Regions from separate parts of the Mus musculus genome. Here all the other regions are linked to region 2. A link is a loop called in an ENCODE intact Hi-C map of the cell type or tissue named here. Cell type or tissue: heart. All regions are shown on one strand.

Region 1 (4,000 bases), 86 kb before region 2:
TTTGCCTTGTTGACCAAACTCAAAGCATTTTCTATAGGCACTATTTAAATTTAACACTACAAACATTTAAAAAAAAAAAGAATATAAATGGTAATAGCTTGTTGTAGGTTCAAATGTAAATTTGTTCACCTCTTCAAGAGTCAATAAAAGAGGGAATATAAGAACCTCCCAGAAGGGCCATCTAGGAGTTTTCAGTAGACTGAATTTAAGAGCAGATAATAACTATTATTTATTGAGTTGATGTATTATTGGTTGGAACACATGCACCATCTCGTCTAATTACCACAATATCATATGAAGTCTATACCACTATTACCAGGAAAACTGACCAGAGAAGGGAAAAAATTTCTGAGTCATACAACAGGAAGTCAAATGAAAGCCGTTATTCTGAGCATGCATGAACCATCAACCACTTCACTACAGGAGAAAAGACTAGACAGACTAAATGAAGACTTTGAAAGATTATGACTGACATACACACTGTGGATAAACACATGGAGGGGCACAGATGATTCCTGTACATGTGTACCACATGTTCTTACATGACAATATTCATATGTCATGTGCACCGATTCACACTTTCATCTAACAGCTACTAGATCAGGATGGGTACAAAACTGTAAATGGCAAGAAGAAAAAGACTGCTCTATCAATCCTCCTGATGACTTCTTTTTATCAAAGCTCTAAGCCTTATTTATAAATCTGTTGTGCATAAAAAAAATGACTTCTTGAATATGTGTGAGACTGTCATAAGTAGTACCAAATATGTCTGCTTGAAATCTGAGGTAGAAAGAACAGGGACAGCATTGTGTGACTGTAAGCTAAGGATCTCATCTGGAGTCTGACACTGACCAGTTAGGTGACTTAGGTTATGGAACAGAGCCTTTCTGGCCTTAAGCATGTGATCTATAGAACCCATGGTTGGTGGGAAGAACTTGGTACATCCCTTCCTACAGTATGAGTTACTGCTTCTTGTGAGGGAAGGAAAGGGCATGGTGTGGAGACCAGGACAGAGAAGAGCTGCAAACCAAGCAGATGAGGAGTTTCAAGTTTTTGAAAGACTGCGTGGACCCTGAGCCAGTCCATTTTATTGTCCCAAGTAAACAGTTTTGCACCCATCCTTTTATTTCTCTGCTCAAATGCAGGGCAGTTTAGGGGAAGGGGAGGGAGAGAGGAAGAGGGGGAAGAGGAAGGAGAGAAATGAAGAGGCGGTGGGGGGTGGGGGAAGAGGATGAAGGGGGAGGAAGGAGAGAGGAGAGAGAGAATATAGATATATAGACAGGAAAGATGTCCAAGGCATAACCATGGCTTTATTATACCTGTAATCAAGACACCCACCCCCCAAAAAAACCTAGGTTCTTTTAAAAAGGAGGTGAAAATCTATTTGTACACAGAATCAAGCTTTATATAAAGTAGAATTTTAATAGTTACCAGATTGCAAATTTGAGTTTCATTTTTAAAGACTACCTTTTATATAATTGGCTCCCATCTTTTATTTAATTATCCATTTGTTGTATGTATGCATGTGTATTCATCATGTGTTTATGTGCGTGCATGGGTGTTTCTGGGCGTCCCAGGGTGGAAGTGTGGCGGTCAGAAGACAACTTTGTGGAGTCGGTTCCCCTTCCACCAGGTGGTTTCTGGGTATCGAACTGAAATTCTCTCCCTTGGCTGCAAGGGCCCTTTACCTACTGAGCCACCCCGCCGGCCCTCCCAAAACTTTCTAACCTTACAAAGAGCATCGCACGCCGTAGCCTGAAGAAGCTAATCAAACATTTGGTACTGTTAAGGATCTGACGGTTTCCTACCTCTGTGGAGGAATAAAGGGCAGACAGAAGAGTAAAATGAGTCCTATTTCAGCATAAAGAAAGCTGGCAACCGCCGCCCATTGGATTGTCATCGTTTTGTTTTGTTTTTTCTTCACACCTATACAGAGAAAGATTTCAATTTTAGAGAAACATGGGTGAACGGCCAGACACGCGGCGTGGGGCCTGCCGGGAGTTCGCCTAACTCCGGGTGACGAGGCAGTGCGCCGGACGGCCCCGCAGGTTCTTCCCCGGTCCCGAGGTGGCTCGGGCCGCAGAACGCCGCGGCCCGAGCCGCCGGACGCGAGGTCAGCAGCGGGGCCGCCCGCCGCCCGTCAGGCTTACCCGCCGCCGATCGCTCCGCGTGCCCCGCCGCCCGCCTGCGCGCGCACGTCCCACGCCGCCGGGAGCGCGCCGGGCCCGGCTGAGGTCACACTGGCGCGACCGCGCCTCCCGCGGCCCTTGTTTCCTGGTGCGCGGCGTGAGGCGGCCGAGGCTCCTCCACGTGGGCTCGGTATCCCCGGAGGGCTGATCCCCGATGCGGCTGATGCCGGATGACGGGAGCCAGGGCCCGGGTCTATGGTGGGACCCAGCCAGGTGCCCTAGGGTGGTAACCTGCCTCCCTGCCCGGAGCTAAACTGAATTTAAGTCATGGCCCAGGCCTGGGGGGTCTGTGGAGCGTTTTGTGTTTTGCATGCTGTTTTCCTGGTCCTACCGTGCCCATAGGCAAGACCAGGCAACTTGTGGGAACTGCTGGGTCTACTCCTTTACCTAACCATATTCCCTTAGGTAACTAGATAGGCCCCAGAAACCTTTGAGGGTGGATGCTCTCATGCTTGGTTAACTTTGCATTCCACCTCTGGTTTCCCTGGTAACACTAGAAAGAAAAACCTAACTACTGCCTCTCCTTAGGCTTTCTGGTCAATTCCTGTAATATCCCTGCTCCAAGTAGAGACTTGGCATCCCGATAACATTACATACTACATTACATACTGTCTCCATTAAGCTGGCCAGGAGTTCACTATCCAGGAAAAAGGATTCACTTGGAGATGTGTTAAAGAGGTGGGAGGGATAATTATTCCATTAATACGACGCAGCACTTACACATCCCAAGATGGCACTCCTTGAAGGAGCTTCCTTCTGCCCTGTGGCAGTAGTAAGCTTGCTTGGTTTTCTGGGTTCTAATTCAGAAAAGCCTAACACCTGCCTCTGTTTTTCTTTAGTGGATGGCCAAAAGCCTAAGCAAGCTTTCTGCTGATAATGGGCTTTCTCATTTCTGAATACCTGCCCCCTCCCGGAAGTACTGGTAGACCTTCATTTCTGAACAAGGCAGTGTTATTGGACCCTTTATGCCTAAAGATGTAACTTTTGTCTTTTTCCTCCTCTTCTCCATCCCCTTGGCTACCTTTTTTTTTTGTTTTGTTTTGTTTGTTTTTAATTCCAAATTAATAGTATTGCCCTTTAAAAAAAGCTTTGGCATTCTTTTATTAACAAAACTAGGAATCTAAAAGGGAACTCCAAATACTTCCAGGTTTTCAACATATGTGAATATTTGCAAATCTCAGAATGTAACTTCAAAAGGTTAAAAATCCCCTGTAAGGCTGTTGTGCAGTTGCTCAGATGCTTAATTTAATCATGACTTTTGAGCAGCCCATGTTCATTTGGGTTTGTAGTGTCCTTCTGCTAAGTGTCTATTAGAAATGTCTATGCGCCGGGAATGGTGGCGCATGCCTTTAATCCCAGCACTTGGGAGGCAGAGGCAGGCAAATTTCTGAGTTCGAGGCCAGCCTGGTCTACAGAGTGAGTTCCAGGACAGCCAGGGCTATACAGAGAAACCCTGTCTCGAAAAAACAAAAAACAAAAAAACAAAACAAAAAAATGTCTGTGCTTAAATCTATGGTACGCTCTTTAGAACCTTCTTTGCGAGTGCACATGTATATGGTGGTGGAGGGCAAAGGTGGATGGCAATGTCTCCCTCACCACTTGCTCACGTTTTCTTGTTTTCTCGTTTTCTTGTTTCTTGTTTTCTTGTTTTGGAGAGTGTTTCTGAAGCTTCTGTGACTACATGAAACTCCAGCTCGAAAACAATAAACTCCAATTCTGCTTCTTACTAAGCCTCTGAAATTCCTCCCCCACCCCTGCCACTTTTCTTTTTTCTCTTGGTGGCACAGTCAAGAATTCCTGTTTCACCCAAG
Region 2 (4,000 bases):
TGCTAAAACTAGGTTTTGTATCATGGATGATAAAATCCTGTTTCTTAAACCCAGCATCATATACCTTCTGCTTGCATCTGTGAAACAGATATTCATTGTGGCTCATAAGTTGAGTGAATACCCTCCCAGACCCTTGGCAAATTTGTGCAAGGATATGAAACTGACAAAGGTCCAAGAAAGGACAGAGCTTCTGTGGGTTCCTAGTGCTTTAAAGGCCTATGAAGTATCTGTGAGGTACAGAAGCAAATCCTGTAAGGTAAGGGCAGTTGTAGAGAATAAGTCTAACATCTACTGCCCATCCTGCCCCACCCCACTGGCCCCCGTAATGAATTGTTTTGAAGGAGTGGCAGATGCAGTGACTGAAGAAGCTGCTAGAATGGTGCTTTGGTTGTTGCTCATGCTCAGTGCTTGGAAGGAAGGAAGGAAGGAAGGAAGGAAGGAAGGAAGGAAGGAAGGAAGGAAGAAGGGAGGGAGGGAGGGAGGGAGGGAGGGAAGGAAGGAAGGAGGGAAGGAAGGAAGGAAGGAAGGAGGGAAGGAAGGAAGGAAGGAAGGAAGGAAGAAGGGAGGGAGGGAGGGAGGGAAGGAAGGAAGGAAGGAGGGAAGGAAGGAAGGAAGGAAGGAGGGAAGGAAGGAAGGAGGGAAGGAAGGAAGGAAGGAAGGAAGGAAGGAAGGAGGGAAGGAAAAATGATAGTCCATGAGTGAGGCAGCATTAGTTCATGAGCTGCAGGGACAAGGGTGTAGCCATTGAGTCAAGTGCTCCCAAGAGCTGCAGTAGAGGTGGCAGCAGTGAGGGTGCAGACCTGAGTGTTTGAGTTTTGTTGAACTTTTACCATGGGATTTGGTGCAGCTGTTCTTTGTCCTGCATCTAAGGCTCCTTTCTTTCCTCTTACTCCAAACTCAGCTGCTTAGATAAAAGCCAAGTAGGAGGAGCCTTCTGAAGTGGAAAGAAGGCACTTTAGAGTTGAGGACAGAGGTGCCTGTCGAATCCTACAAGTTTTGGGAGGCTCTGAAGGTTGCAAGTAAGGCAGAGGCACTGAGGTAGGCTAGAGTTGTAGGAGAAGGCCTAGGGGCAAACTCAAGCCTCTGAGCCAGTGGTCGGTCGGGGTAGAGGAGGCTGGATGTGGTTCCACTGTAGTGTGAAGAGGCAAAGGGGAAGGAAAACCTTGCCATGTCGATACTCTCCCTTCAAGCTTCCCACTCACTACCCACGCCTCTGGCCAGGGCGTGAATAAGGTAGTCCTCTAGAGACTCTTGTTATAGTTCATTTGTTCAGTTTCTTTTTCTGTGATCTGTAGTGGGGAGCAACTGCTCAAATTCAAAGAAGCAGACTTGTGGGTGGGGCCTTTGGATCTACTCTTTGCTTGTTTCTCTGGTGCCCTTTGCAGGACGAATGCTCTGGTTTTGATGGTCTTACATACTTTCAGATTTTACAGGTGACTCCCACTGTTTGGTTTGCTACATGCTAGGAGGGATTTTAAAAACAAAAAACAAAACAAACAAACAAACAAACAAAAAAAAAAACCAATAGAAAGAAAAGAAATCCCAGCTTGTTAAAAAGCCTGATAGCTGCTGGAGAACTCAGGCTATTTCCCAGTACAGCAGTGCCACCTGCCTGACCCAGCTACTAAGTGCACCCTCCCTCTTTAACCTTTTTCCTTCCTTCTCCTCCCCACCCATTATCCCTTTCTCAAAATGTTAATGCTGTACTTTGAATCTTACACATAGTAGGCAAGTGTTCTTCATTGAGCTATGAATTGTAAAACTTTCTTCCTTTATTTGTGATAGTTTCATTATGTTGGTCACACTGGCTTGTAACTTCTAGCACTAAAGTTTCCCAAAAGTTTTGTTTGTTCTACTGTTAAGATTTGAAGCAGGCTTTCCTGTCAAGGCAGGCAAGTACTCTCTACCATTGAGTAATAGCCCTTCAAGTGCATGGCCTTTGAAATGTGCCAGTTGCCTACATCTTTGTTAAGATGAAGTGCTTGAACCCCATATACCTTTTGGCTCTATGGTGTGATGTCCCTGTTTGGCAGGAGGTTAACTTGGACTTCACGATTCACAAGCAGAAGTGAGCAGTTGGATCTCATACCTAGATGAAAATAGTTTGTCCACAGATGGTTCTGGACTGACCTTAGTGGCAGTTTTATTTTTGTATGAAGACTAGGTGGGACTAAAGCATGTCTTACTTTACCACATGAAATAAATCCCCTGGCTCACATATATCTTCTATTCACAGACGTTCTGGTGAATACTTGGGCTAGATTCACCACTTCTTTGACTAAACTGAAGCCAATGAAGTTGTTTAATGTTAGTGCCAGCTACTGAATATGAAGTGGATATGATTGTCTCCAACCAATACTCTTTTGGATTAACCTTTTTAGGGTGTAAAACTCCCCACCTCCCAAATCCTGGACTATTGCCAACAATCTAATCTTCAGGTCTGCCCTTTAGAAGGCTGGCATATTAAATAATTTCCTTGGAACTTCAAGCCATGAAAACAAGTTGCAGCTGTCAGCAAGACAGTTGGGCTCATAAAGCCTGCAGTCCGAAAATTTCTAGTTCTACCTGGGTCAATTATTGCACTTGACATGGAAACATCCACATGACAGACTGGAAGCCACCGTGTGGTGATTCTTGGCAATGAGAGTTTTCAGTGTTTCTACTAGTTTCCACTTGTAAACATGGATTCTGTTTGTCAGCCGTAGAACTGAAGGATCATCCCTCGTCCTACACCAGCCACATCTCCTTTCCCTAGCTCTGTGAGCTGCTCAGCTGTGTTCACAGAGCGACAGAGTAGTTAAGCTCTTCACAGTGCCTTAAGTGTCACACACACATAGCAGAGTTGGTAGAAGGGATTCGAGATGAGTTTGGGATTGCATCCCTCAGTGCCTGCTGTTTTCCTCCTGGAAGGAAAGGAATGCGTTTACTGTGGGAAGTGCATTCCTGGACTCTGTAGTGAAGTCTGTGCAGAAGGGCCTGCAGATAGGCATAACTGTTTCTGCATGTGGATTCTCCATTGTTCTTATGTTCCTGTTAGCACACACTCAGCCTTGGGGAAATCAATAAAAGTGTTAGCCGAATAGTCTTCCTGGTGTATGCTTTGGCCTTTTCTGGGTCCTCAGCTGCTCATGCCCAGTGTGTCCCTCCAGCTGGCCTTCTCTTCTGAGAGTCTGGGCTGGTTGGTACTCTAACCCCTGCTGCTTGACAGTTTTAAGAAAGGGTTGTGCTTGCAGAGAGCTTTTCTCTTCTGTCTGTTGTCCATAGTGTGAGCTGTGTTCTTTTCATCCATCTGGAAGCTGGAACAGCACCTGCTGGGATTTCATTTGGCTTTGTGTGCAATCAGTAGATCCTTATATTGAGTTTTCTGACCGATACTTCCGTCTCTAACTATACATAGGTCATCTTTAATCTCTCACAGCAGGTAATTTATAGTTCTCATGGATGTGAAGTTGGACCATTCTGAACTCATGTTTTTTTGATATTACTCTAAAGAGTATTTGGCCTGTATCAGAAATGTATATTATACTTTTAAAATGACCTTTTCCATTTATTGAAAACTCACCTGATTTTTCTCATTTAATCTTGACAAATTGAGTTTTGAATGTTAAACTAACCACACATTTCTGAGACATGTGATGCTTGGTTATGATGGATATTGATATTGCATAATTTCATTTGATATTATTTTGATAAAGCCTTTTGCCTGTGTGTTTATGAGGGACTTTGGTCTGTAATTTTTCATTTACTTTAGTGTTTTATCTAGTTCTAGAATTCTGAACTTATAAAATGAGTTGGAAAACCTGTTCCCTTTTCTTTAATTATGAGTTTGTAATCATTAGTTTCAATCCCTGCTTAAATATTTGATAAGTTTCATATCGGGTAATGTTTATAAATTCAAATTATTTGACAGATAACAGAGGTTTTCAATTGCTTCCTGTCACTGTTTTGGTGATATATATCTATTAAATAATGTATTCATACTGTTGAACTCGTCAATATT
Region 3 (4,000 bases), 65 kb before region 2:
TGCAGAGGATCTGAGTTCAGTTTCTAGCACCCACATTGGGAGGATCATGGTACTTCTATGCTCAGTTTCAGGGGGTCCTACACCTCTGGCCTCTGAGGGGACTTGTAGCACACACATATATTCATCTACATACATACACATACAACTTAAAAAAGAAACTCTGATACTTTTATTCTAGTTTTTTTGTGAATCAGAAGGCAGAAACAACTTTATTATTTTAAATAATCTAAATTTATTACCAGTGAAGATATTCAGTTATTACCAAGTAAGTGCACCGTAAATAACTTTTATGCCCAAAGTACAAGTGATAAAATTGTTTAATATTTTTCATGTTGTACTTAAAGCTTTTGACTTCATAGTTTTTGTTTTTATATTCCATTTTGGCCTTTGTAATCTATTGCCAGATAAAAGCTAACTCTATAAAAGGCTAGTTGTTCAAAATTCAGTCTTTAATGTTTGGCAGTAGGCTAAATGAACACAAGGCCAATATACTGAAGGATGTCATGGCTTGCAAGAAATCTTTGGAAGTGTCAACACTGTTCAGAGGAAAATGGGAGCGTAATTAAGCTAAGTCAGAGATGGGCTATGTCGATATGAGGAATAAACACGGAGTAAACCACTAAGAGACTATTTGCAAAGGAGGGAAGAATCTTACACATTACAGAACTGGTACACACTAGGAGGTGGTGATCGGCAATGGCGTCATGACTGACTTTCTAAAGCATGATTTTGCTCTTACTCATTCTTGTGGCCAGACTAAATGGCAAAGTCTGCTTCAGTATGAATTTCTTGAATAAGCTATAGCTTTCAATCTTGATAGTAAATTAGGATGCAGAAACTTTTAGGAATAAAAATGCTTAAGTCACATCCAAGACCAAAAACAGCTCTCTGAACTTATGGGATGAAGGTATCAATATTTTGTTTTAAAGTTCTCCAAAGCATGCAGCACCGGACATAATATTTTGGTAATATGTGCTTCTACACCTAGAATTCCTTTTAAAATATAAGTGAATTTTTTTTTTTTTGAAAACTTGTGCTGGTATGTATAGTGGGCGTTAAAAACTTTATTGCATATTAATATGTAGACTAAAGTCAATCTTTTTTTTGTGAAAAACAAGAAAGCTAAGGAAAGAAAATCATCCTGTAATTCAGATAATGCTATTCGTCGTGTATGATTATTACAAACAAAGTAGTTTCGTAAACTATGCATACTGAAATCTAATGCAACTCTAGGCGCGCTGCCTCTCGCTACCGCATCGTGACTGAGGTCAAACACAGGAGGGAAAAATCTTCTGAGGCGATGTTAAGGGAATGCAAAATGCAGAGTAGCTCCAGACCAACTCAATAAATAGTTACGAATATTTAAACGTTTTTATTTTTAAGGGCAGAGCTTAACAACTATTCTTCCCCAGCATATACTGCCTGCTACCCGGGCTTGCCACTCCAGGCGGGGACTAGGTAAGGCTGAGCAGCCCTAAGCTCCCACGTGTTGGGCGAGGAGGGCCGTGACGCTCCCAAGAGCCTCTTCCCCACGCCGGAGTTCTCAGGCCCAATACTTGCGTTGGAGATCGGCGCGGTGGCTGCGTCCGGAGCGGAATGGGAGAAGGCCCCGGCGGCGACCTGTCTTTCCTTGCACGTAGGATTGTAGTACTTAGGTTCCCAAACGCAACCCGGGCCGGGCAGGTGGGGCGGCGCCTTGATTCTGCGTCACTTGGAGGGCGGGGCGATTGCAAGACGTCATCAACCCGGCACTTGCCAACATGGAAGGTGGAGACAGCACAATTTCCGTAGCAGGCCGTGGGGCTTCGGGTTCCGCAGTAGTGGCGGCGACCGTGCAGGCGATCCTGCAGGACGGTAAGGCGTCGGACGGTGGCCCGGCCTGGGTCGCCCTGCCTTGCGCAGAGTCCGAGAATCCTACCGGTCACTTTGCACAAAGTTTTCCTGTCTGGACTTGGCCACTCCCCTCCGCCCGGCCCCCTGGCGTCCGGGATTGTCCTGGTCCCCCAGTTTCACGGGGAACGTGTTCCTCTCTTCCCGTGGGTGTCTTGGGGAAAACACCTGGTGTCTAGTTGCTGGGGTTTGCACTGGATCATGATGCGCCCGGGACATCGCTGTAGTTCCTGCACGACGTGGTCGGGGCTGATAGCCGCTACTGCTGCTCAGTTCCTGACCAAGGATTGCACTGTCCGTGCCCAGAAGTGTGAACTCACCCTAGGTGACAGACCGCTCGCTGCTTAAGGAAAGGGATGGAGGATGCAAAATGTGGAGTTGGAAATTTCCGTGTTCAGTTCTTGGGCTATGCAGGTGCCTCTGTTATCCATACATGTCGAGTACTGAAGTCAGGATTACTGGTAGTTTGAAGAGAAATTATCCCAAGTAAATTAACTATATACCTTTCTATAGTATAGTACGCTTGAAAGTCAAGTTCGGTTGTATTAATGCTCAATCTGAGAGACAGAACAAAATTCAGTTTGCTAAAGGTATTAGGCCTTAATCATCCCATCTTTTCTCTAGTTGACACTAAGTTCTTTCATCTATTAAAAGCGTTTGCATTTATCACCTTAATTGCTTCCGAGGCCCTTGCGCCTCCTCCTCCCCAATCCCCTTCCCCCTTGTTTTTGAGACAGGGTTACTCTATGAAACCCTGACTGTTTTGGAACTCCCTGTAGATCAGTCAGTCTAGCCTTGAACTCACAGAGATACACCTGCTTCTGTCTACCACCTGCTGGGATCAAAGGCTACCAAGCCAAGCATAGGAACCTCTTTTTATATTCCACAGAGTTAAAAGCAGTATTCTGCATACAGTAGGAACAGATTTTTTTTTTTAATTTTCCACATAAGAGTGGCTTAAAGGATCAAACTGAAATTTAAATTATGGTGTTTTCCCTGATTGTTGAATATTTTATATCTTTTTAATAGATATTTTATATCTTGTCAAGACTAGTGATGTTTTTCAGAGTTAGGTTGTGGTATATTCTTAGAGTTTCTGCCTGATGCACCTCATCTTTGTGTCTTAATTGAAATTTAAATTTAACCAAGTTTCAAAATCCTGAAACGAGTGTGTGTGTGTGTGTGTGTTTAATAGCTGTCCAGCCTTTGAGCTTAAACTGAACTTAAAACTATGCTTGCTTTTTTCCTTCTGTGGTTTCAAATACAATTAAGTAAAGTCTCAGCAATTAAATAAAGCCCTTTGTTTTAAGGACATTCCCTTCCTTTGTGCTGTGGAGTTTATTCCTGTCTAGAATCCAAACACTCCCATTCTATAATGTTAAAATCACTTTGCAGAGGTCCTCATTGGTTCCTTGGAAGTAAGTCAGATGGGCACTTCTGCTTCTTATCCTATTTAAACTTGTAAAAGCTTGGCTCTTTCCTTGAAGTAATTTGTTATATGATATAAGGATCCCACACTATTTGTTTATTTTTCAAGACAGGGTTTCTCTGTTGTAGCTCTGGCTGTCCTGGAATTTAATTCGTAGACTAGGCTGGTCTAGAACTCAGAGATTCACCTGCCTCTGCCTTCCAAGTGCTGGGATTCAGGACCTGTGCCACCACTGCCCTTGTATATATGTATGTATGTATGTATGTATGTATGTATGTATGTATATATGTATTTATTTAATTTCCTAAATTCCTTTCCAGTTTCCCCAAATGTACCTGAAAATTTGATCATTTTGTTCAGTAACCAATTCACTGTCTTTAGAATTTGCCTAAAGATAGGGTTGATAGGCTCAGTGAACAGGTGCAGAGTTGGAAAATTTGTGAGCAGCTTCTGATTTTTCACTGATAAGAATACCACAAAAGAGATAACTTATGTGATTTATTCTGGAATATCAACCACTGAATAATCTGCTAGCTGTGTTCATCTTTTACTGTCGCGTCTATGGGAGATTGTACTCACCATTTCCTTTACACAGTTAGCTCTTTTGATTTAGTCATTCTTTCCAGTTTCTTTTTCTCTAAGCATTCTTCAGGAGTTTCTTTACCCAACTCCCCAGGTTCT
Region 4 (4,000 bases), 350 kb before region 2:
AGTCTTTGTCCTGGCAGAATTAAAGCTCTCCAAGTGGAAAAGGCACTTGAGGGTAAATACCTTGAAAATGTGTGTGATTTTCCCCATTCACTATGCTTCATCTGATGTTCCAGTGAAGTGGTTCTCCCTAGCCACCGAGACACTGCAAGGAAAAATGAAGTTAAATTGATCAAAACATTAGGGTCACATAAGTAAATAAATGGATGTTGAGACTGGAAGATCATTGTTATGCACAGGATTAATGGAACTAGAGATAATGTAGAAAAATGGAAGTCTCAGAAAAACTATAGGAGGCTGGAAGAGACGGCTCAGTGATTGAGAGTACTTGCTGCTCCTGCAAAGCATCCCATTTCCAGCACCAGCATGGCAGACAACGACTGTCTGTAACTCTAGTTCCAGAGGATCTGACATTCTGATCTCTGTGGACATGCCATGCGCTTGGTACCCATACATGGATGCATGCAAAATGCTCATACAAATGATGGTGGCGGTGATGATGGTGATGGTGATCATTTCTAAAGGAGAAAAGTTATTATGTTCTTGACATGACAGGGTTTAAAGAGGAACAAAGGAGCATGTTTGAAAGGTAACTAGATGTAACTGGATGTAACTGGATGTAACTAGATTAAATGGAGGCAATGTCAGAGCTATAACTACTGTAGAAACACCACTATTCTTGGGGCTATTAAGTGGGTTTTCTAATGTAGAACTTCTGAATGACCGGTCTTAATGAAAGTGGGGGTTTGGATTGCAGGTGACTGCCACGATGCCCAGACCTTTATGTGGGTGTTAAGACCCAAATTCAGTTCCTCATGCTTGCTCAGCAAGGACTTCACCAAGTGTTCCATTTCACCCAGTCCCTTTGATGTCTATGTCTCTGAAGGAATTTCCTTAGAATGTCTAACTAAATATATTCCTATTTAATTATTTTCTGTAAGTGCACTAGCCAATTATTTATTTTTTAATTTTTAAAGGTGTACTCATCATACTTTATATGAGTAGATGTCTTCCCTGCATGTGTATATATGTGCACCGTGCCTGTTAGACTCCCTGCAACTGGAGTTATGAATGGTTGTAAGCCACCCTATGGGTGCTGGGACTTAAACAAGAGCAATAAGTACTCTGAGCCTCTGAAATATCTCTCCAGCCCTGCCAATTCATTTTTTAGCTTATCTTTTTGCTTCGTTTTGTAGGTTGGTTGGTTTATTTATTTATTTAGAGATGGAGGCTTACTATGTAGCCATAGCTGGTCTGTTTACTACATAGAACAGGCTGGCCTCAGATCTGAGTAGTCTACTTGCCTCTGTCTTTCAAATGCTGGGATCACAGGTGTGAGCCAGCATGCCTTTTTTTTTTTTTTTTTTTTTTTTTTTTTTTTTTTTGTCCTTTGAGTTTGTCTTTTAAGAAGGCAATTATAACCTGCCCGGAAACAATGAAGTTCTAACCCACAGTAGTAAGTAACAGAGTAGCATGTAGTAGCCACGGTGTGTACAGTACTACACAGAATGTTGGGAAGAATTTGCAATTTTGTTGCTCTTTTTACTCTTTGGAGAGTAATTTAAAATATACTTCAAAGAGACAAACTAGCATAATGGTCCCCCTGCACCTCTTGTCCAGTGTCAACAATGACTACATTGTGGCCAGTATTTCTTCAACTTGTCACTTTTGGGTGAAATTCCAGTCATCAAACCCTTCGTCCATAAGTAGTTCAGGATACAACTACAAAGAGGAGAGTTTTGAACCAGACATTAAAAAAATGAATTTAATAAGGCATTGTGTAAATTTTAAGATTTGTTTTATAATAACATTACAATGTTCTTCAAATATACCAAGCAGTGTCTTCACAAGCCACAGAGGTGAGAGTGCCATCCAGTACTTAATGGCTGAAGAAAGCTTGGGATGTAAGAGAATCTTCTCCATTTGTGTTCTTTTAAAGAAGTGGAAAATACACAGAAACAGAAACATGAATACTTGCAGTGTGTAGCTGACTGCCATGAAAGGTGGAGAAAACCCTGTGAGGGACATCGGTAAGATGATCCACAGTAACCCCATGAAAATTTCCTAGGCTCTGTAATGCATCAAAATTCCAAAAAGAAAGTCACTTCAAGAGCCTGTGAAAGAAGACTGCCAGAAACGTCAAGGGCTCACAAACGCCCAGCGTCCTTTTTGTTTATATGGTTGTGATATAATATAACCAGCAGAGGGCAGCAGTGCAGCAGTAACAGCAGCATCTGTGTAACCCTGGCTCCGCCCAGTATCAATCCCGCCTTCATTCCTGACAGCTCACACCGGTCATCAGGCCTTTCTCCTCTGACCACTCCAAAGGTGAGTTTGGAAGCACAGAGGAGTAAAGGTGTCTCAAGGATACTGTTTCTCAAAGGATGTCTCATCCCACCCTCCAGTGGATTGTGGTTGAAAACTCAGTTAAAATGATAGGTTTTGCTGTCTCAGAAATGTTGATTACATGTTAAAATAATAACATTGTATTTAATTGGTTAAAAAAAAATCAATCTCTCTCTTGCACACATGCACACACACACACACACACATCTTGCTGTGTAGCCTTCTCATAATCCTCCTGCCTAAGCCTCCCAAACGCTGTGTAGTGATTACATGTGTGAAAACACACCCAAGACCCCGTTCCTTTTTTACTTTTTAAAAAAACACATGACTGTTAGAATATAATTTATATATGTTGCCTTTATCTGTCTGCACGTCAGTGGCTATCAATTTATCTGTATTGGACATCTCTGCTCTGAAAACTACGGATGAGGTAGGCTGACTTCTTGACAGGCTTCAAATTGGCAGTTCAGGAGACTAGGCCTAAATCTTTGTTACTACGAACTGGGCAAGTCTGGGCAAGTCCAGGCCCTGCCCCCTGGCCTGAGGCAAGGACAAAGGGTCAGCCGCAGTTTCCAGACTTCCTCAGCAACAGTTTCCAGTCCCCCACCCCCACCCCAGCAATGGGTTCTGGAATGTCTCTAGAGATAGAGCCAACGATTAAGATAGAGGTCACCTACCCCTCCCCAGAATTCCCCTAATATGCTTTAAGTCTGGACTGGAAGCTTACTGGGGCACCTCCATCATGGTAGATGGTAGACCCCAGCATGCAGATGTCTGCAGAATAAAACACTCTCTGCTTTTGCATACTATTTGAGTCTGGGGTATGATTCTTTGGTGAGTCATGGACCCTTACATGGGTAGGGCTTGATACTCAAGCGTGGCCACAGTCGTTAGTTCACAGACTTACATCACAGGAAGGAGGGGGGAGGAGAAGGAAGAGGAGGAGGAGGAGGGAGAGGAGAAGGAGGAGGAGGAGAAAGAGATGAAGACTTTAGATGCTCAAGTGGACACAGAGATAAGACATTGCACTGTTTTACTCCAAGTACATTAGAATAGATCAAATAAAAAGGAATTTAGAGCCAATCAAAATAAAGAAGCAGCTTCGGAATGACTCAGAGTCCTCAAGGAAGCCATGCTTGTGCTTGGCTCTACCCCTGCATGCTTCAGGTCTAACTAGCTAACATATATTGTTTTGCACACAAAAAAATTGGGGGGTGGGGGTGGGCGTGGAATCTCTATTAGCTGCAACAAAAAGACTTCTGACTAGTACACCTTGGCATTGATGGAGTGGCAAACAAATAGTTAAAAACAGAGGGAGCGAGGCTGGGAAACAAATAGTTAAAAACAGGAAGCGAGGCTGGGAAACAAATAGTTAAAAACAGAGGGAGCGAGGCTAGGAAAGAAATAGTTAAAAACAGAGGAAGCGAGGCTGGGAAAGAAATAGTTAAAAACAGAGGAAGCGAGGCTGGGAAACAAATAGTTAAAAACAGAGGCAGCAAGGCTGGGAAAAGGCTTAGCTGGTAAAGGGCTTGCCCGGCAGGCGTGGGGACCTCAGTTTCAATCTCCAGCATCCTTGTAAATAAACCTCACTACCGCAGCACACACCGTAATCCCAGCATAGGGAGGTAGAGGGAGCTCCCTGTCCCGCCAAAATAAG
Region 5 (4,000 bases), 210 kb after region 2:
CGAACATACACACGTCTTCTCATGGAGACCACTGTTGTAGCCTTGTAGCTTCCCTACAGCTCTGCTGTGGTGGTGGGAAGGAAATGACCTTAGGTATAAAGGAGCAAGCCAAGGGCCATGAATGCTGCTGCCATTTGCTGTCTCCTGTCCCTAGTACAAACCAAAGATTATCAAAGCAACGGCACAGCAACACATGGAAGTACTTAACTAAGTTCAGACTTTCCATCATAAAACCTACCAAAAACTAAAAACCCGAAAATGCTGTAGCTGTAGGCTGCCCTGTCTGTTTTACTATGTGCGCAAAGGGTCTGTCTGAGCATGTGTGTCCAAGGCTTTTTCTCCCCTAGCTGAGCTCTGGGGGAGACACAGCTATGTGCATTCTTTCACGTGCCTTCAGGACAAAGGAAAGGAGCACATACTGAGATGAAGACTGAAATCGGCCATACTGCACCACTCACCTGGCACAGCCACTGTAGCTCTAATGCACGTGTAAAGGCTGTTGACACTGGTCTGTGGCACTGTGCTGTTCCAGGAACAGACGGTCTTGTTTCCATATCGGTGCTATCAAAACTGTTGGACTTATGACAGTTTTCTTTTGCATTTACAGGGGAGCCCTGGAAGCTTATGTTCAGTCAGTGAGAAGCAGGGACGGTAAAGAATTTGCACCAGTTTATCCCATTATGGTTCAGCTGCTTCAAAAGGCTATGTCTGCTCTTCAGTGACTTGCAGTCTCCATGAACAGACCCGTCCAAAGGTGGCAACTACAACTAAAGATCATGGTTGATTTTCTGTCCTTCCTCTTTCTGTTACCTCCAGCACTTTTTCTTTAAATGTCAGAATAGCTCAAGCATCTCAGCCTTCACATAGCACCCACATGGCTTTTTCATAAAGCTACCTATGTTCCCCTTCTCAGACGATGGAGGAAGGCTATTTTACTTGCTGTCATAGTTGGCTCATTATTTTCACTGCTTATGAAGGGACAGTATCCTCCCAGCCTGCCACTTTCTTTAGTGTTAAGCACATAACGAACCAGTGAAAGAAGTCACATCGGCAGGGAGTTGAGGAGTATACACCTGACAGAGCCACTCTACCCCAAAGTGATGTGGGCATGTAGTCAAGCCCAGTAACTATGGCGGAGCCCAAGGCTGAGGCAGACACACTGCTAAATGCTCTTTACTGGATCTAACTACAGCTTTAAATGAAGTCAGGGTTTCTTTACAGTCATTTTACTAGAAACAGGCACTCAGGGCCTTATTTTTTAGTCTTTACTCCATTGTTAACATTCTTTAATTTTTAAAACCCCACCAGAAACCTACTTATAACACCAGAACTCAGTTTTATCAAGAATTTGTTTTCCATCTGCCAATCAGATTATACTGATAGGTATCATGAATTCAGTCAACCAGAAATCAAAGACAGACCTTTTTTTTCCTTTTATTTGAAATAATATACAAGAATATAGTGTGCAAAATTGAGGGGCAATATGTTTAACAAGTGTAAATCAATTTTACAGCTGTGATTACTAACCAAAACTCTCACTTGGTAAGTAACATGAGAAGCCATGATTGTAGCTCAGAGCAAGAGCAGCAGGACTGCTGAAGTACTTGCTCTGTCTCAGAAGCCGGAGGGAGTAAAGTGCAAGTGGTGCACTGCAGTAAGTGCAAAGTCTGCCCCACCAGAGACACACTGACAGCACAGATGAGGGTATGTGGCTGAGGAGACAGGAACGCGGTCAAACACAATGGTGTCGACTGGTAACAGCACCATTACAATGACTGTCCCAATGCTATTAACTGACTGCACCTTGGCCTGGCTTGGGCCCCACTGGGAATCATGGAGCTGTGCTGCCCCCTGGTGCATCCACTCAGCACATGCCCATGGTATCTGAAGCAGGTGGCTCTTTGAGCTGAGACAATGACACCGACACCATCCACCTGCCATGTTATGTTGTCTCTTGGCACTGGCCAGACTAGAAGCAACTGTGTTTGGCAGAGATGCTGGGCCATGTGGTGGCTATTCATGGAAAGGCCAGCGTCTGCTTCACTCCTGATATCGTGGGTACAATACAGATTAATAAGCAGTAAGGAGCTGATGTATAAACAGCAGTTACGTATTTTTAAATTCCCCTTCGTACAATTTAAAATAAAACGTATACACATCTTTCTACTGTACTTTAGCACCACAGGATATCAATTTTCAAGCCTATATTACCTGATAGATATATGAAGTTTGGAAGGAAAATAAGGCAATTTGGTTTACAATGTTGATAGTTATAGCTTAATGCTCTAATGGAGAAAGCAATCCTCACCCATTAAATCATTACAAAACTCAATGCTCCCAGCATTTTATGGTCACACAAATGTAGACAAATGGTGAGACCAAGGTCTTCCAAGCTTTTCCATCCAGAGTCAGTACTTATGCAGATGCAGACTTACAAACACAAGCATCAGGTTTAATGCTGTTGAGAGCCCTGTGGAAACAAAATAATTGGTTCTCAGTTTCCTAATGGCTCATAGCTTAAGTATCTGGAAAATTTAAACAAATGTGAGACCAGCATGCACAGAAAAGTGCTAATGTCCCAAATGAAGTTCCAGACATTAGAGAATTTGTAGGGAATGGCTGTGTGGTTCCATAGATATACTTTGCCTTTAAGCACAGAACCTTGGGTTCAAACCCCTGCACTAAATAAAAGGCGGCAAGACCAACACTTGAGTTTGTTCTGTGACTTGAATGTACACATACACAGAACCTGAGCTTGTATTGCATAGCTGTAATCCCTGAAAGGACCGCAAGGGTTGGAGGCGGAAGCATCAGAAGGTGAAGGTCATCCTTGGAGACAAAAGCAAGTTTGAGGCCAGCCTGGGCTACTTATGAAACCTCGACTCACACACATATACACCAAAAAACACAGAACAAATCTCTACACTACAGTTCATCTGGTGGCTGACCCTACTTTAAAATAAATCCCTGAGCCATTTAACCTACAAATTATATAGGATTGGCTAAACACCCTTAATAAGCCTTCTTTCTGATTACCGTTCCAATAATCTTCATTTTAAAAAAATAATACATAAGTTTATTCTAGTCTATCCTATGTATTTTGTGCTAAATAATCTAAAATGTAAACATAAAGGATGCTATTCAAGTAAAGAACAGTTATAAGAATGGCGTCTACCAGCCAAAGACAGCATTGTGAAACTTCTTTCTCATCCTTCCTGTGTCTCCTAGTTTCTGCCTATAGCAGAAGCCTGCAAGGATGTTACCAAAAACTAAAGATCTTCTACTGTAATGAGTTAATGATGTCCATCTTTTAACCAGACTACTAGTAGTATACTCTAAAACTTCCTCAGCACTTGGGGCATTCTTCAGCTAGCTTGAGAAAATCTGCTTGCTGTACTACTCAAGTGGTTCTTGATAGAAAAGGCAGACTCCAGTATTAGGTTTGAAGTATAATAATGGTGAGGGATCTTTAAGACTCTGCCTGCCATCATGGCACAAGAACACACAGAGCATCAGATCAGGACTTCTGTTACTACTAACACTTACTGAGTTGGTTCTTTTCCTTTTCCAACAGTCAGGATTTAAACGCTTTTGTTCTTCAGCCAAAGCCTTTGCTTCTAATGTGTACATCCTCCTTTCTTCGTTCTTCATTTTTTTCCACCTGTCACCAAGGATCACACTTATGGCTCTGCAAAGTAAATATTTACATAATGTAAAGTTTCATAAAATGTGTAGCAGCTGCTACTACTTTGGGGAGAAATGTAAAAAAAAAAAAAAAAAAAAAAAACAGAAGGGGAAAGATCAAGACTACCATGGTCATTTCAACGAAATCCTGGCATATGCATCCATTTATCAGTTGGTGGAATAATGATAGTATTTACAATTGTTCTAAAACATCCAAAATTGCCAGAAAACTGGCAATTTTCCAAAGGAAAGTTCAGTGTCAGCAGCGTGGGGCATTCAACTTGTATTAAAACTTATTTTGTGTGCAAAGCTATTG
Region 6 (4,000 bases), 600 kb before region 2:
CTATACAGAGAAACCCTGTCTCGAAAAACAAACAAACAAACAAAAAAAAAAAAAAAAACAAATCAAAAACAAAAAAGATTTCAGAAGAAATATTCTATAGGCTGTATAGACTCAACTTCATTCATAAATATGTCAATTTTGAGTTTCTAAATTATTAATGCTCACTGGAAGAATATGAATAATTTTATGAAATGCCATGCTAAATATGGATTTTGTTTTTCATTCCATTTCGTATGAGTTTCTGGCTGTCTCTGTCTTTTAGATCTTTCAAAGTATTGTAAGGTTACTATATAAGATATTGTCTCACATGCACACACTATGTTGGAGGAGGCAGTGGTATGTTGCAATACATTAATTTAGAAACTTATGCAGTATAGCAAAATAATAAACACTGAGGAAACAAAGCCCTCCCGCTCAACTACATGAACCAAGGCTGTGAAATAACAGTGATCGTAAGGCTGGAAACACCCAGTTTTTAAGGGAGTCGAAACTGCAATTGAGGTAGGTTTCAAGCTCATGAAAAGCTGATACTCAGAATACTATATATTAACTTTTATGATGAAATGGAACCTCCATCTCAGCTATGAGGAAAGTGGTTTCTGTAGGGAACATTGTCTACAACGGACCAACAATGTGAACCAACCAAACTTATGTATAATGTATAGAGGAAAGATGGGTGAAAAGTTTAATTACTAACTTGAGGTGAAGAAGCATTTTTTCATTTAGCTTATCTACTTCACAATACTATGGAAAGGCTGGAATGTCCTCTGAGACGTGTGTATTTGCCTGTCTCATTGGTAAATCTCATTTTCCGGGCAGAGTAGAGTCAAAGCAACAGGTACCCATGGGCTAGCCCTGGCTGAAGTTTGCTCCCAAGTCCCAGATCACATCTCTCACTGCATCAGACTGAGGAATATAAGTAACATTAAATATGGGATACTAAATGCTCAGCTTTTTATCAAAGCACAAGTAAACAGTAATTTAGAATACAGGACATTAATTAAGTTCTACATTCATAAATATAGGTATTTGCTCTGGTATTCCATGTTTCTGGCATGGCCTTGGGTTTCTATTGTAATGAGAAAGCAACATGCCAATAGCACCTTGTGGTCAGAAGGGCTGATTTCACCTTAGACTCTTCCACATCACCGTTTATCACCAAACAAAGGCTGGACAGGGGTGGAGGTGGTGGAGGTGGAGGTGGTGGTGGTGGTTGTGGTTGATATAAGACTCAAAACCACTCCAGTGAACCCCTTGGGCCACTGTGTCATTTATGCACCTAAAGACAATTGTTGTCCCTTGAGAGCTCTTGGGGGAAATGTTCCAACTTTCACACATGGTGCAAGATCCTTAGGGAAATTTCATAAGGGATCGGACTGACTTTCTGGTCCGGAACGACATGGTTCACTTGGAGGTGCTTCAGAAGTTATCAGGTTCTGGGTCCTTTATCAAACAAACAAAACAACAACAACAACAAAACCAATTGCTCTTGCCCCGTCCGTGATGGTCCATTCCACCAACCAGGACCTCCTCCTTCTCAGCCTCTGTCAATTTGTCTTTCAACATGGCTGCTTGGTGAGAGAGTTCGGACACACATACATATTACAAATATGTCATCCGCTTCCGTTCTTCTGTCTCCAAGATGTATAGCCTTGCAAACAGCCCGAAACAGCAATTATCCAGTCTATCACCCGCCCCTTAGTCACAGGCCCCTGGTTCTAGCACTGCACCCAGGAGACCTGCCTTGCCTTCTCAGAGTTATTTAGATAACACGCTATGACGGTGAATCGGAGTTGTCATACAGAGTTGAGCGTTCCTCCCACAGAGGGCATGCAGGCTGCTGCTCTCTCCTTTCTGTGTCCTCCTTTCTGTGTCCTCACTGTGGCCCTGATTAACAAACCTCAGCCTCACTCTACATCATGGCACGGCTCCGTGGCAACAGGGACTGTGAAACCATAAGCATGACCTCAGAAAGATCTGGTAGTCATAAACCAGTATAAACCATTTTGTTTGGGTGATTTAGTGGCTTTGAGATGAGAGGAGTCCAGGAACTCAGGGATTCTCACCCACAGAATGAATGGTTCCCACTTGAGATGTTTCTACCGATGACCACCAGAGGGCGCCCGTGCTTTATCCTGCACAAAAGAAACGCTAGAGAAAGCCACCTGTGGACATTGTCCAAATCAGTTTAGATAATCAAAAGGTGACCTGGGGGTACAGAAAATGATCGCCCACTGCTACGAGGGCAATGGGATTGCAGCTCTCCCTAGTGAGTTCTCAACTTCCAGGGAGGAAGTATGAGCTATGTGAGCCTTTTACATAGTTGTTCTCTGGATTGGAGCTGGGTGCCCCAATGGCTTCAATCTGCCTGGGTTGTTGCCCCAATCCACTGGCCATGTTTGTGAGGTGCGTGTGCATGTGCGTGTGTGTGTGAGAGACAGAGACAGAAACAGAGAGAGACAGAGACAGAGAGTCAGAGAGAGACCCTTAAAATGGCTTCACCCGCTCTTTATTCAAAGATAATATTTTTGTCTGCCACCAGAGGTCTGATGTTTGTTATTGAATAGAACACACACAAAAGTAGTTTAAACACCACCCACGGCTCTTATGATTCTCTTAGAAGGGGAGAGAAGATCGGAGAGTATTAATGTAGTGTTTGTATGAACCCTTCCTTCTCTCTGGCCTGAGGCCCTGTTACCATTCCTATTTGTTTCCTTAGTGAGACAAGGAAGAGGCAGATCTTTCCACTTTAATCTTGTGGGTCCTAGTGACAAAACAAAATAATCTGAGAACTTTCTAAAGCCAGGAAGAAACAAAAGCAAAACCAGGTGTGAGCCGTACTCCCACGGGGCCTGGGGTCCAGTGTGTGAAGGCAGGGATAATGAGATGACCACCTTAGAGGGCTCTCAGAGGCATGGCAAATGTGGTGCCAGAAGCTCTTGCCCTTTCCCCTACCCCCTTCCCTCTCCTTGCTAAACTGTTAGATTGATTCCCTTACTCAGGCACCTCCACATTCCTGAAGCTAGGCACCAAGGTCTTTCATTTGGCCATTATCCTATGCCTGACCCATTCCTGGGGCTGATCACCAAGGTCCTATCATGTCACCAGCACCACAAGGGCAGAAGGAAGTTCACTAGGACTCAGACTCCTCTGAGCCAGTAAGGCCAACACTCTCCAAATATACATCCAAGGCCCATGGGAAGATAGATGAGCCACCAGGGCCCAGGGTATATTTTATAATGGAAACCAACTTAGCTCCTTTAAACCTTGGACAACTGTGGCCACAATTAACATTCATTACCAGCTGGCTCCCCTAAACCTATTGGCTGTCCAGTTATCCTCAGACATAAAATCTTATACTCCCTCTTACAAGACATAACTAAACCCAAACCTCCCCCTTTGATACACACATACTCATGGCCAAACCCTCACTTGGGTTGAGATCATCCAACAAACTCTTTTCCTTCTCAATGGGATCCTTCCTTTAACATCTCCCACTGCTTTCTCTGTGCCTATCTGCAACACCCTCCCTGAGCCACAGTCCCTCTTACCAGTCATGTCTCACTTGTCAACCACCCATTACCAACTGCTTGTCCCTAGCCATCCAAGCTCCCTTGGGAACCAAAGGTGGATTCTCTCAACCTCTCCATACCGACCCCCAAAATTTGTTACCCAGCATCCCTTTCACCATTTAACAAAGGCCTCCATGGCCATCCACATTCTCAAAGTGTCTCAGTTTCAAGCCTACCTGGGCACCCCACGGAAGGCTATGCTGGTGTAACGGGAGTCTTTGTGATTGTATTTTCCCCAGTGCGAATCCTGTTTTTTGGTGACTGTCAGTCCCCATTGACCTTACATAGCCCAATTGAATTCTACTGGCTCCTCTCAAGAATTCATTTCCCTGGGGGCATAATAGGTCTTTTTGCCTATTATGATAGGTATAAGTCTGGCTAGTGCCTTAAATGAAACAGCTGTGACCAGCAGGACTTTGAGTCATTCT
Region 7 (4,000 bases), 210 kb before region 2:
GTAACTCTGTCTAATGGATTCTGCTCAGGTGGCTGCAAATTAACATTGAGACTAAGTGGTCATGCCTGGTGCTTTACAGCATCCTTCCCTCCGTGCCATTGGTCATACTTCTCTGTGAATCCCTAAATGATCATCTAGCTGCACTGCTATTATCATACCTTGTTTTTTTTTTTAAATCTGGTTTTATAGAAGAAAAAGGATTGGGAAACTTTTCTAGGTTAATGAAACTCAAGAGATTTAGAACTAAATGCAGTACTTGAAGCTTTAGTCTCTGGATGCCATAGGAGATGGGCATGAAAACATTGGAGACATTTTAAACACATATATGCTAGAAAATATCAGAAATGCATTATTTTCTCTCTCCTCTCTGTTTTTTGTTTGTTTGTTTTTGTTTTTGTTTTCCCGAGACAGGGTTTCTCTGTGTAGCCCTGGCTGTCTGTCCTGGAACTCACCCTGTAGACCAGGCTGGCCTCGAACTCAGAAATCCGCCTGCCTCTGCCTCCCAAATGCTGGGATTAAAGGCGTGCACCACCACTGCCCGGCAAATGCCGCCTTCTTCTTCTTCTTCTTCTTCTTCTTCTTCTTCTTCTTCTTCTTCTTCTTCTTCTTCTTCTTCTTCTTCTTCTTTTCTTCTTCTTCTTCATTTTTTAAGATTTATTTATTTGCTTTATGTATGTGAGTACACTGTAGCTGTCTAAGGACACACCAGAAGAGGGCATCGGATCCATTACAGATAGTTGTGAGCCACCACGTGGTTGCTGGGAATTGAACTCAGGACCTCTGGAAGAGCAGCCAGTGCTCTTAACCGCTGAGCCATCACTCCAGCCTGCATTCTTTTCTTAAGCAGTAATGGTGCATGAGTTGTTAGAGATGCATACTGATGAAGTCAGGATAGAATATAATGACACAGCAGCCACCTACAGCATCAGCAAGGTATAGGTAAGGCAGTCATAGCTGTGTGTTTATGGTGGCTGTACTGATGTGTAATCTTCATGTTAAAGACTGAACTTTTATGGCTTTCCCAAATCTGAATGTTGATATCTTCACACCCAGCTTTAAAAAGTTATTTATTATTACATGTGTGCATGAACCTCAGGTCATGTATGGAAGCTAGAGAACAATTTGTAGAGTAAGTCGGTTCTCTTTCCACTCTAATGTGGCTTCTAGGGATCAAACTCAGGTCTCCAGGGCTGAAAGGCAAGTAAGAACCTTTACCCACTAAGCCATCTTGCCATCCCCAACGTCCAGTTTTATGGTATTATAAGACTTCCAGTGGGTGATTAGCATTAGATTCAGGCACGTAGGTGGAGATAAACAAACTGCTTCCTTGGAAACCTGTTGGTGTTTGAGTCTCATCTCCAGGGCACTAAAGCACACCACCATCTGCTTGCCTCCCTTATACAGATACATAATGCTGGCTTCTTTAATTGCACAGGTGACTTGCTGCTGTAGAGCTGTGGGTACAGTGGTGAGAGTTTGGCTCTGCAGTGTCTCTCTGACTGATCTTGGAAACTTCCCAAACGTCTCCTTGTCTTAAGTCTCTTTGTCTTTCAAGTAGAGATGATCGTCTCGGTCTGCAGGGGACTTTAGGAAGTGAAATTGACCAGTGACTTTAACTAGCCATAGTCCCCATCATTTCCTTTCTCAGGTAAATAAAAAATTTCTAGACTCAAACCTGTTTAAGGAGATAATGTCCACTAGGTGGCACCAGCCCATGGGTAAATAAAATATCCCAAGATTCTGTAGTCAAAAAATTGGAAATTATAAGGAAACAAAACTGCAGTAGTACTAATTAATGTTCGTATCTACATATAAGTTTTCTGTACTCTCCCCCCAAACTAAGACGGTAAAGCATAAGACAGTAAAGTTTTGTTCTGATTTGTGACTCAAGGCCCCTGTGTGGATACAGTTATCCTTGGGCTTGTGTTTTGCAGAAACCTTCTTGGTTTTTGTTTTTTGGGTTTTGTTTGATGTTTATTTTGCTGATAAGGTATGATTTGGAAAAGTCCCCTCTTGAAAACCAGTGGTTTTTGTATAGCCGTTGTCTTTCCTGATTACTCCTTTACTCGGGATTTACTGACTGTTTGCTGTGTGTCTGACACTGTTGCAGGCCCTGTGATAGAACTCTGGCTAGGTACGATACTGCTCCAGATGCACGGACAGGTTGTGATGACAGAGTTAGCAGGCGGGCACCCAGGACAGTGACTGGGGAGACTTCATGAGTCAGACCCTCTGACTGTGCTGCTGCGGTCACAGTCAGAACCTTGCCAGCTTACTCAAATGCTGTTTTCTCATGCTCTCCACAATCCTCCTTCCAACACAGCATCTCAGAATTGCTGAAATGGTGACCCTCTCCCCCTTGGGAGAAAACAACTGCTTCTTGTGTTCCCAGCTTTCACCCTCTACCCACTATTAAGCTTTGCAGCCTCTAGAAACTTGCTTTCATTTATTTTTGGTTTGCCTTTGAGGAAGGATCTCTTTGTGTAGCCCCTAAGCTGACCTCAAACTCATGTTTCTCCTGCCCTCACCTGCCTTTTTTTGGGATTATAGTATCACATCTATTTTGTAACTTGCTTCCTAGTGGGGTAAAACTGACACTGTTCACACAACAATTTCGGACAGGTTCTATGCTCTGAAGTGCTTAGAGCAGGTCATGTAGGGTAAAGCACAGACCATGCTTAGAGTAGAGCACTGTGGCATAGAGCAGCCATGGCACAGGATGGCGAATGCATATGTATGCTCTGGGCAGAGAATGTCTTGTTGGGAAGATGCGACCTGGGAAATAAGAAATCCATAGTCTTTGCTTAAAAACTTCAAGAAGTTAGGTTAGAGGAAGAGCTAAGTGCAAAGGTGTTGAAGGACGTGGCTGCTGAAAGGACAGAGCGATGCTAGTGTGCCTAGAATCTTATGATTTCCTGAGGGCTGGCTGGGGAAATGACTTCCGGGAGGAGAGGTGCCCATGCACTAACAGATTTGGCTCAGAACAGAATGATGAACTTAACACAGGAAAGGAGTGGAACTTCTTGCACAAATAGAGGGGCTTCCTTGATGGGAGCTGAAACACCTACCTTACAGTTCCTTTCCTTAGTTTAAAGAATTTTTCTCTCCATTTTCTCATTCCATCTGATTATTTCTTCTCTTCTACTTTCCGCACCACCCTTTAGTTAAGCTTGTCTGCAGGGCTCGTGCAGAGTACTCTTATAGTTGTCTATGAAATATTTTCCTGTAGCAGTCTTATTCAGCCTAGAGCCCTAGACTGCACACTCTCCTCTCCATCTCCCAAATTCACATCTCCCCTGGCTTTTTAATTTAGCTGTTGTAATGGTTTCAATAGGTGTGGCCCCCATAGCCTCATGTGTTTGAATACTTGCTCCATAGGGAGTGGCACTATTTCGGGGATATGGCCTTGTTGAAGGAAGTATATCACTGTAGGGGCAGGCTTTGAGATCTCCTGTGCTCAAGCTATGCCCAATGTGGCTCACTGTCTCTTCCTGCTTCCTGTGGATCAAGATAGAGAACTCTCAGCTCCTTCTCCAGCACCATGTTAGCCTGGATGCTGCCATGCTTTCCACCATGATGACAATGGACTGAGCCTCTGAACTGTAAACCAGCCCCACCTAAATGTTTTCCTCTGAAAGAGTTGCCTTGGTCATGGTGTCTCTTCACAGCAATGGGAACCCTATCTAAGATAGCTGCTCTTTTGTTTTTGTTTTTGTTTGTTTAGTTTGGTTTTTCAAGACAGGGTTTCTCTGTGCAGCCCTGGTGGTCCTGGAACTCACTTTGTAGACCAGACTGATCTTGAATTTAGAGATCCTCCTGCCTCTGCATCCCAAATGCTGGAATCAAAGGCATGCACACACACACACACACACACACACACACACACACACACACCCCAGGTCTTTTAGTTGCTTACTTGACACTTTATTTGTATAAACACATCTTTAACTTAACACACCCAAAATGAGGATTTAAGGTTTTTGAGTCCCCTACCCTTCTG

Evidence for each region. Peaks named below come from ENCODE experiments on the same cell type or tissue, not always from the same donor. Only the 100,000 strongest peaks of a DNase experiment are listed, where the experiment ranks them.
Region 1: it touches region 2 in a loop (2.1-fold over the local background); 3 of 42 quality-filtered maps call a loop at or near these places.
Region 3: a loop joins it to region 2, with 4 times the contacts of the local background. A loop is called at or near these places in 3 of 42 quality-filtered maps.
Region 4: a loop joins it to region 2, with 3 times the contacts of the local background. A loop is called at or near these places in 12 of 42 quality-filtered maps.
Region 5: a loop joins it to region 2, with 3 times the contacts of the local background. A loop is called at or near these places in 10 of 42 quality-filtered maps.
Region 6: a loop joins it to region 2, with 4 times the contacts of the local background. A loop is called at or near these places in 2 of 42 quality-filtered maps.
Region 7: it touches region 2 in a loop (7-fold over the local background); 32 of 42 quality-filtered maps call a loop at or near these places.

The regions. Positions count from the first base shown.
Region 1 is chr12:31,632,455-31,636,454 of GRCm38, forward strand. Bcap29 (B cell receptor associated protein 29) reads right to left here and starts at 2,204. Exons shown (of 8, transcript NM_001164090.1): 1 at 2,151-2,204; 2 at 1,809-1,926. The coding sequence starts at 1,900. In heart, no CTCF peak of the experiment used is centred here; a DNase peak (open chromatin) is centred at 2,197; H3K4me3 peaks cover 1,680 bases; H3K27ac peaks cover 1,356 bases.
Region 2 is chr12:31,718,169-31,722,168 of GRCm38, forward strand. The region is part of intron 6 of Cog5 (component of oligomeric golgi complex 5); the gene reads left to right. Among named protein-coding and RNA genes, the nearest start is that of Gpr22, 6.3 kb to the left of the region's middle. In heart, CTCF peaks have their summits at 1,622 and 2,635; no DNase peak of the experiment used is centred here; H3K27ac peaks cover 1,661 bases.
Region 3 is chr12:31,653,130-31,657,129 of GRCm38, forward strand. Dus4l (dihydrouridine synthase 4-like (S. cerevisiae)) reads right to left here and starts at 1,697. Exons shown (of 7, transcript NM_028002.2): 1 at 1,561-1,697. Cog5 (component of oligomeric golgi complex 5) reads left to right here and starts at 1,740. Exons shown (of 23, transcript NM_001163126.1): 1 at 1,740-1,854. The coding sequence starts at 1,761. In heart, a CTCF peak has its summit at 1,970; a DNase peak (open chromatin) is centred at 1,712; H3K4me3 peaks cover 2,452 bases; H3K27ac peaks cover 1,614 bases.
Region 4 is chr12:31,372,565-31,376,564 of GRCm38, forward strand. No RefSeq gene overlaps it. Among named protein-coding and RNA genes, the nearest start is that of Dld, 23 kb to the left of the region's middle. In heart, CTCF peaks have their summits at 2,191 (motif pointing right) and 3,979; a DNase peak (open chromatin) is centred at 2,207; H3K4me3 peaks cover 639 bases; H3K27ac peaks cover 445 bases.
Region 5 is chr12:31,925,038-31,929,037 of GRCm38, forward strand. It overlaps Cog5 (component of oligomeric golgi complex 5), which reads left to right. Exons shown (of 23, transcript NM_001163126.1): 22 at 608-754. The coding sequence ends at 722. Hbp1 (high mobility group box transcription factor 1) reads right to left here. Exons shown (of 11, transcript NM_153198.3): 10 at 3,547-3,688; 11 at 1,418-2,470. The coding sequence ends at 2,453. Among named protein-coding and RNA genes, the nearest start is that of Hbp1, 23 kb to the right of the region's middle. In heart, a CTCF peak has its summit at 1,858 (motif pointing left); a DNase peak (open chromatin) is centred at 1,924.
Region 6 is chr12:31,114,182-31,118,181 of GRCm38, forward strand. The region is part of intron 2 of Gm40361 (a long non-coding RNA gene); the gene reads right to left. Among named protein-coding and RNA genes, the nearest start is that of Gm40361, 5.9 kb to the right of the region's middle. In heart, a CTCF peak has its summit at 2,115 (motif pointing right); no DNase peak of the experiment used is centred here.
Region 7 is chr12:31,506,471-31,510,470 of GRCm38, forward strand. The region is part of intron 1 of Gm40362 (a long non-coding RNA gene); the gene reads left to right. Among named protein-coding and RNA genes, the nearest start is that of Gm40362, 8.9 kb to the left of the region's middle. In heart, a CTCF peak has its summit at 1,694 (motif pointing right); no DNase peak of the experiment used is centred here.